Regions from separate parts of the Mus musculus genome. Here region 2 is linked to region 1. A link is a contact called in ENCODE POLR2A ChIA-PET data. All regions are on one chromosome and are shown on one strand. Each heading gives the region's core, a stretch centred on a gene start or an enhancer-like site at or near the end of the contact. The rest is flanking DNA. Distances are from core to core; before and after follow the strand shown. Region 1 holds the start of Srrm3 (serine/arginine repetitive matrix 3). Region 2 has its middle 4.2 kb from the start of Gm22450.

Region 1 (4,018 bases), core at 913-3,412:
GAGAGCTGGTGCTCTCTGTGGCCCTGGAAGAGTGATAAGGAAGATGCAGAGAAGTGGTACCCAGCATAGCAAGAGCAATGACATGGAGAGGTGGAAAGTCCTTGGTGAGCCAGGGCCAGTGGAGGATGCAGGAGGATCTAGAGCAGTCATCTAGACTCAACCTGGGGGTCACAACTACTTTTGTGCAGAGTCAAAAGACCCTTTCACAGGGGTCAACCATGACAATTGGAAAACACAGATATTTACGTTATGATTCTTTTTTTTTAAAGGTTTATTTATTTATGAGTGTGCTGTAGCTTCTTCGGATGCACCAGAAAAAGGCATCAGATCCCATTATAGATGGTTGTGAGCCACCATCTGGTTGCTGGGAATTGAACTCAGGACCTCTGAAAGAGCAGTCTGTGCTCTTAACTGCTAAGCCGTCTCTCCAGCCCTATATTATGATTCTTAACAGTAGCAAAATAACAAATACAAAGTAGCAACAAAAATTTATTTTATGGTTGGGGGTCACCACACCATGAGGAACTGTATTAAAGGGTCACAGCATTAGGAAGGTTGAGAACCACTGACCAAGAGTATCAGGGCAACTTTGGGGTTCATCATCTGAAATAGAGAGCAGGAGGGAGACAAGGAGGGATAGAGGAAGGGATGGAGGGATGGAGGGAGACACTGAAAGGCTGTGGCTAAGAAGGAACTATGGTTCATTGAAGAAGCCACTGCTCACCAAGGCAAGAAGTGCCCGCACAACTGAAGAGAGGCAGGTCCTGAGTCCCCAGGAGACTTGACAGGGATGGGGATGCATGTGCCCAGATTAGAATCTTCTCGAGAGAAAGGGAGACCAGTGGGTGGGGAGAAAGCCAGGGGTAGAGCCTTCAGCCTATCCCCAGCTGGTAGCATACCCCTTAGCACCCAACAAAGACTCCTGGTTAGCAGAGTGAGCCTCAGGACTGGACGAGTAGCTGAGCCACCCAGAAAGGCACTGGAAGTCTCCTGGGAGAGATGGAAGCTGGGACACTCAGCTGGTCCTGCTGATGGTCAGCCCTGCCCCCTCCCATCATCTGGTCCTATTCACACTCTCAGTGTCCTCTGTAGAATGCCTCTCTTGGTTCTTTATGAGTATGTGGGGGGGGGGGGAGTGCACACATACGTGTGTGTGTGTGTGTTCTCGTGCTTACAAGTGTGCACACATGTATGCATGTGAATGAATGTGTGTATCTGTGTGTGCATGTGCAGATGTGCACGCACATACAAAGGCAGAGGAAATGGCAGGCATTGTCATACTTATTTGGCTATTTACTTATTAATAGACAGGGTCTCTCTCTGGCTTGCAGCTTGCCAAGTAGGTTGGCTGGGTAGGAAGCCCCAGGGATCTGCTTGTTTCTACTTCCTAGCACTGGAGTTATAAGCACGCTTTCTTTGGGGGGAAAAAAATCCAGGGGTCTGGGGCTTGAGCTCATCCTCCAGCTTGCCTGGCGAGCGCTTTGCTGACTGAGCCATCCAATCCATTCATGTTGTCTGGTTTTGCTTTGTTTTTATTTTTTTGTTTGCTTGGGTTTTGTTTTTTTTTTTCGTTTATTGTGTTCAGGTCCCCAGTGGAGAGCAGAGGGCAGCGGCACTCAGAAGTTGGGTCCCGAGGACTCAGGTTACTAAGTTGGGCAGTGCGTGCCTTTGCCCGATGAGCTCTTTACCAACTCGGTATTTTTATTTTTATGGTTTTGTTTGTTTGTTGTTTTGAAGACAAGGTCTCCTATATCCTACACTGCTCTTGAATTTGATACATAGCCAAGGCTGCCCTTGAACTCCTGATCGCCCTACCTCTGCCTCCCAAGTGGTGGATTACAGGTGTGGGCAGACACACTTTGCTCTCCACTGCCTTTCCGAGCTTTTCCTTGCTCCACCCCCTTTCTCTGGAGCATCTGACAGCAGAAACGCTCATTCTGACCTGCATCCGTCACTTGCCGCACCTTTGCTTGGTGCCTTTCTTTTTCTTTTAATAATTTTTTAAAATGTATATATGTATGAGTATTCTGTGTGTATATATGGTTCATGCCAGAAGAGGGCGTCAGATCCCATTATAGGTAGTTGTGAGTCACCATGTGGTTGGTGGGAATTGGACTCAGGACCTCTGGAAGAACACCCAGTGCTTTTAACCCTTGGGCCATCTCCCCAGGCCAACCTGGTGCCTTGACTTGACTCAGAAGTTTCATAATCGATGCCATACTCAGTCCCATGCTGGACATTGGATAAAAGAAGATTTAGAACCATGATGGCACTGAAGCCCTCCTCAGCAGGAAGCTCGCTTAAAATCCCCCAGAGAGAGGCTGGGCATAGCTGGCTGGAAGGATGCTTGCTTGTCTAGCCTGCACCCAGGCGGGAGGCACACCAACACCGCAAATACAAAGTATCCTTTTTGCCTAGACTTGGTAATGTTTCTGCAGGCCATGTGGCTTAGATGCTTAGCTTGTCTGAAAGTGGGCCAGGGCTCTGGTGCAAAATTGGGGTGCCTGGCAGGGGGACTTTAGAGCCAGCATCCCAGATGGACCTCACAAAATCCATGCAGGTCTGCCAGAACGAAGCTCACTCCTGAAGGAGGAAGAGAACTGAAGAAAAACCAGGGCCAAGGAAATTGGGACTCAGGAAGAGACACAAGGCAGCCTGTGGGGACTTTGCCAGGTGAGGATGTGAGTCTCCATCTTTCTCAGGAAGGCAGCTTAGCACACCAGGGATGCTCCCAGCGGGACCCAGCAGACAGAACTGTTTGAAGACAGGCAAGGGTGGTTCAGACAGATGGAGACTGGGAGGGCGATGAGGTGTTTTCAGGACACGGGTCACGTGACCAGGGGCCACCCCAGGACATACAAATTCCCCACAGTGAGATCCCATGATGCAGCATGCCTTCCTGTGTGTTTCGAGACGAATCTGTGATAAGAAAATTCCCAGGACCCAATCTGAATGGAGAATCTTGAATGTGAGGTGCGAGGGTCACGCAGATGGCAGGACACGGGAGAGGAGGGACGCAGACGGGAGAGGAGGGACGCAGACGGGAGAGGAGGGACGCAGACGTGGATCTCAGTGGTAGCACCTCATCCAGCAGAGCCCATCCCTGGCCAGGTTTCCAGAACCAGAAAACTAAGGCAAAAGAAAACCGAAACGGAATGATTCCAGAACTTAGGCAAGTGAGGTAGAAGGATGGAGAGTTCAAGACCAGCCTGAACCTTGTCTCGAAATAAAAATTAAAAAGCCCGGACTGTGGCTCAGCAGTGAGCTCCTGTCTAGCGTTCACCGGGCCTTGGATTCCATCCCTAGCATCGTAAAAACAAGTTCTTTTTTGCATGGAGTTGAAGACCAGTGAGTGACTCGTTCTTGCATATGTGGTCCTTTCTGCCTAAAATGCCTCTCCTCCTCCTCCTTCTCCTCCTCCCCCTCCTCCTCCTTCTCCTCCTCCCCCTCCTCCTCCTTCATCACCACATTCTGCTCAGACAGCTTCTCTGAGGTGTGTCAAGCCAACCTGTCTCCTGTGTGTCATTGAGGCTCCTTGCTCAGCCCCTGACACACTCTATTCTCTCTCCTCTTGGCTCCCTGTTCAGCATCTCCCGGGTACCAGGCTTTGCAGCTTGACTTCACCCATCCTTCTCATCCTCACAGCATCCTTTGGAGTGGGATCAGGAGTGATAGATACAACCACAGTGGGTTGGGTTTCCCTGTTCCCAGGTTCTCGGGACTTGTTGCTATTTAAGGGCAAGGGCCTGTGCCCTGTGTTGTCAAAGGTCCCCATGCTGCAGAGGTTGGCCTAAGGGTGTTCATTCCCTCATCTTCCAAGGGTCCTGAAAGTTGGTTGTTCCCATCCAGAAGTGCTGTGCAGCTTGAGGGTTCCATGGCCTTGGTGAAGGTGACAAGCTGTGGTCTGGGAAGGAGGAGGCAGCATGTGGAGGAGCTCTGGGACCTTAGAGCAGCCTCTCAGATGGACACAGTTTCCCTTCCTGTCCTGGCCTCTCTCCTACAGAGGTCCCCTCTACTA
Region 2 (4,018 bases), core at 865-3,364, 62 kb after region 1:
AGAAAAAAACAAAACAAACAATCCCCGCCCCCCTCCCCAGCAATTCCAGACGCCCTGAATCAATGATAAGGTTGTTGGCAGTGAGCAGACACTAGAGGGAGACAGAGTGGTGGAAAGGTGGCTTAGGGGATACCTTCCGCGGGAGGCTCCCAGCCCTCTGAGCTTCCTTGGCTATGCAAGATAAGAAAAACTCCGGGGGATTCAGGCCCAGTCTGCCCTCTGCTCTATTCCTTGCGGGACCAGGAAAACACGACCGGGTTCACCACGCGAAAACAGGAAGTATGGATCCCTGCCCACCGTTGCCTGGAGAATGGGCGGGGCCGTCCTTCCCCAGGATGCCCGGGTTTGGCACTCCTGGCTCTAGACCCTGGAACTAGCTCTTCCGGATTGGGGATTTAGCTACTCACTCTTATATTGGTCAGCCTTTATCTGATGGGACTCACATGAAGCACCCCAATGGTTTCTATCCCAACACACAACTAGAGAACAGCCCCCCGGCCGTGTGTGTGTGTGTGTGTGTGTGTGTGTGTGTGTGTGTGTGTGTTAGAAGAGGTTGTAAATTATGTGTATGTGGAAGTGCACATCTGTGTGCCTGTGGAGACTAGAAGACATGGGTGTTGTTCCTCAGGTGACACCCTCTTTGTTTTTGTTGAGAGGCAGTCTCACTGGCCCAGAGCCTAGGGTGGCTGGCCTACAAGGCCCAGGAATTAACTCTTCTGTCTCCATCTTCCTACCACTGGCATTACAAGCATACATCGTCCTATCTGGTTTCTTTTCGAATAGGTACTAGGAATGGAACTCGGGTCTTCATATTTGCAGGACGAAGCTCTCTCCCCAGGTCCCTGTGTCTTTAATCAGTGTCTACAATGAAAGCCCCCAAGCCAATGTAACACATAAATCAGGTTGAGTCCACTGCTATCCCTAGTCCTTGCCTCTCTGGGGTACTCCCAGAAGTGGACTCCACACCTCCCAAGCCTGCGTCTGTCATTAAAACATGTATTCAGCTGGGCAGTTGTGGCTTTAGTCCCAGCACTCAGGAGGCAGAGGCAAGTAGAGCACTCAAAATCTCCACAATTGATTTTTAAAAATATTTATTTATTTATTTATTTATTTATTTATTATATGTAAGTACACACCAGAAGAGGGCATCAGATCTCATTATAGATGGTTGTGAGACACCATGTGGTTGCTGGGATTTGAACTCAGGACCTCTGGAAGAGCAGTCACTGCTCTTAACCGCTGAGCCATCTCTCCAGCCCCTACAGTTGATTTTTATGTGTGTGGGTGTCGATGAAGCGGATTTGAGCTAAACCAAGCTAGAAGGATTCTAGCTCCTTTTTCTAATATATATTTATTTGGGTGCACATGCGCGAGTGTGTGGGTCTACCGCACATACTATGACACACATATGAAAGTCAGAAAACAACTTTTCTGCTCTCTCCTTTCACTCTGTGAGCCCCAGGACTCACCAGGCTTAGTGGCAAGTGTCTTTACCTACTAAGCCATTTTAACAGTCCACACAGAACGCACTTAGCATGGTTTTGCTACAACTGAATTTGACAAGGGAGTGTTAGAAGGGCCTAGGGAAAGTCTAAGTTTGGTCAAGCAATGCCTGTGTGCACACTGCAGCCCTTTAGCCTTTACAGAGCAAGAAGTCGCAGACGGCACAGGGGGCGGGGGAGGCAATAGCAGAGGAGAAACTTGATTCACAGCCCTGGAGACTTCCAGAACATCCAGTCCAATGGTCTCATTGTGCAGATGAAGAAAATGAGTCACATTTGCTGGCCTCTGGCCAAGGTCAAAAGCACTCAGGTCCCCAGACTCCCTAGCTAGACAGATTCTCTCGGCTCTACGGCCAAGAACAGTTGGGGATGGAGAATGGCTCCCTAGCCCTGTCACCTGGCCCCTTGTTGATCCCCTTCAGTAATGATGGGGGTAGGCAAGCTTCATGCCAGTGGGGAAATCAGACTCCCAGGGAGACACATTGAGATGTTCTGGGAGAGACCCCAGACACCCCCACGTCGAGTGTGCTATACCGATGACTATGCTTATTTCTGGTACCCAGTAAAGCCGGTGACTGGTACAATCCATCAGCTGTCGGGCCTCTCTGCCTAGCAGCTCCCGGAAGACTCCAGAGTGTTCTCTGAGGCTGAGCCAGAAAGGGAGGGGCTGGCTGGGGTGCAGCTGGCAGAGGCCTGTCAAGGGTGTGGCTGGCATGGCCAAAAACTCAGGCACTTTCGAAAAGGGAGGAGGGAGTCACTTCTCAGAGCACTCCAGACGTTGAGGTTACAGACAAGAGGAGGGGCTCTTCCATGGAGGAAACCCCAGACTCCGCAGAAGTGGGGCTATGGCCTGTCAGCCACAGAGTTCAGGGAAATCTCTAGATGATAAAGTTGCTCCTGTCTCTTCCCCCTCCCACCCCTCTACCCTTCCTGCCCACCCCAGCTCCTCCATATATCTCTGCTTGGCCTTGAACTCATTATGTAGAGCAGGTTAATCTCAGACTCAGATCTGCCTGCTTCTGGCTCTCAACTGAAGGCTTGGACCATGCTCCTCCTATACCTTTCTCTTCTCTCTCTTCTACCCTCCCTTTCTTCCCTCTGTGTCTCCCATCCTCTTTTTTTTTTTTTTTTTTTTCTTCAGTGCTGGGAATTGAACCCAGACTCCATGATAATGCAGAGGAGTTCTACCACTGAGCCATACCCCATGCCATCTTTTGACTCTTTTTTTCTTATTTTTATGTATATGGGTGTTTTTTTTTACCTGCCTCCATGTCTGTGCACACATGTATGTAAATCTAGAAGAGGACTTGAATCTCTTAGAGCTAGAATCAGGGGCTGGGATTCGAACCCCGGTCCTCTGGAATTGCAACAAGTGCTCATAGCTGCAGAGATAACCACTGAGCTGTCTCCTCAGCCTCCTTTTCTTGCTTTTTATTTTGGGATATAATCTCATTCTGTAGCCCAGGCAGACCTTTGCTTTCAACCCATCTGCATCGGCCTGCAGAGCAGGGAGAACAGCATCCCCGTGTCTCCAGCCACACACACACACACACACACACACACACACACACACACTCACACACACACACACTCACACACACACACACACTCACACACACACATACACACACACACATACACACTCACACACACACACACACTCACACACACACACACACACACACACACACGAGCCACAATGTCCAAAATGAAAGAACACAAACTGGGTATGGTGGCACACACTTGAAAGGTAGAGGCAGCAAGACGTCACAAGTTCAAAACCAACCTAGTCTACACAGTGAGTTCCAGGTCAATTAGTGTCACATAGCAAGACCCTGTCTCAAACAAGCAGAACAAAATGAAAATAAAAACTTGAAGGCCACTGAGAGAGACGCCAGCTCACCAGACATACTTCATGACATTTGGGACCCGGCACAATGATGTCAGTTAAGTAAATGAGAGCCACTGGGTAGAGGCTCTCCCTGGGATGACCGGAGTTCAATCCCAGGAACCCACATGATCAGAGGAGAGACTGCCTCTGGTGAGCAGTCTCATGGCATCCAAACATGGGCCATGACATATGTGCCCCTTACCACAGACACAAATAAATGTACTTAAAAGAATTATTTAATAGGCAGATGAATTAGCCCTGGTTTTCAAATCATGAAATGTAGGTTTAAGAGGCTATCAGACCAGTACCAAGTTTCAAACTCAGCCCTGCCTGTCTGACCCCAAAACCCAGTTTCTCCCCAACCTGCTTCTCATCTCAGACTTGAGAAAGCTACCAGGGCCCCGCCCCTGTGATGGGGCAGGTTGGTCATAAAGCCGGTCCTGCTGAGAAAGAGCTGCAAGTCTTTGGATGAACTTTGGATGAACACTAGTCAGCCCAGCAGTGGGGAGGCTGAGGCAGAGAGGTTACCACGTTAGACACCAGCCGACGGTACACAGTGAAGTCCAGGCTAGCCTGGGCTAGGTAAGGAGACGCAGTCTCAAAAAGGAAAACAGAGGAGTGGGGA

What was found. ChIA-PET counts read pairs that join two places held with the same protein, here RNA polymerase II (POLR2A).
Region 2: POLR2A ChIA-PET joins it to region 1 with 10 read pairs in Patski. The contact joins the enhancer-like site here to the promoter of Srrm3 in region 1. POLR2A ChIA-PET finds 5 or more read pairs at or near these places in 2 of 5 experiments (Patski and embryonic stem cell).

Annotation. Positions count from the first base shown.
Region 1 is chr5:135,815,944-135,819,961 of GRCm38, forward strand. Srrm3 (serine/arginine repetitive matrix 3) reads left to right here and starts at 2,163. Exons shown (of 15, transcript NM_021403.3): 1 at 2,163-2,673.
Region 2 is chr5:135,877,862-135,881,879 of GRCm38, forward strand. No RefSeq gene overlaps it. Among named protein-coding and RNA genes, the nearest start is that of Gm22450, 4.2 kb to the left of the region's middle. Within about 2 kb of position 2,115, at least 1 of the 3 ENCODE cell types and tissues checked has a DNase peak (open chromatin) inside an H3K27ac peak, as active enhancers do.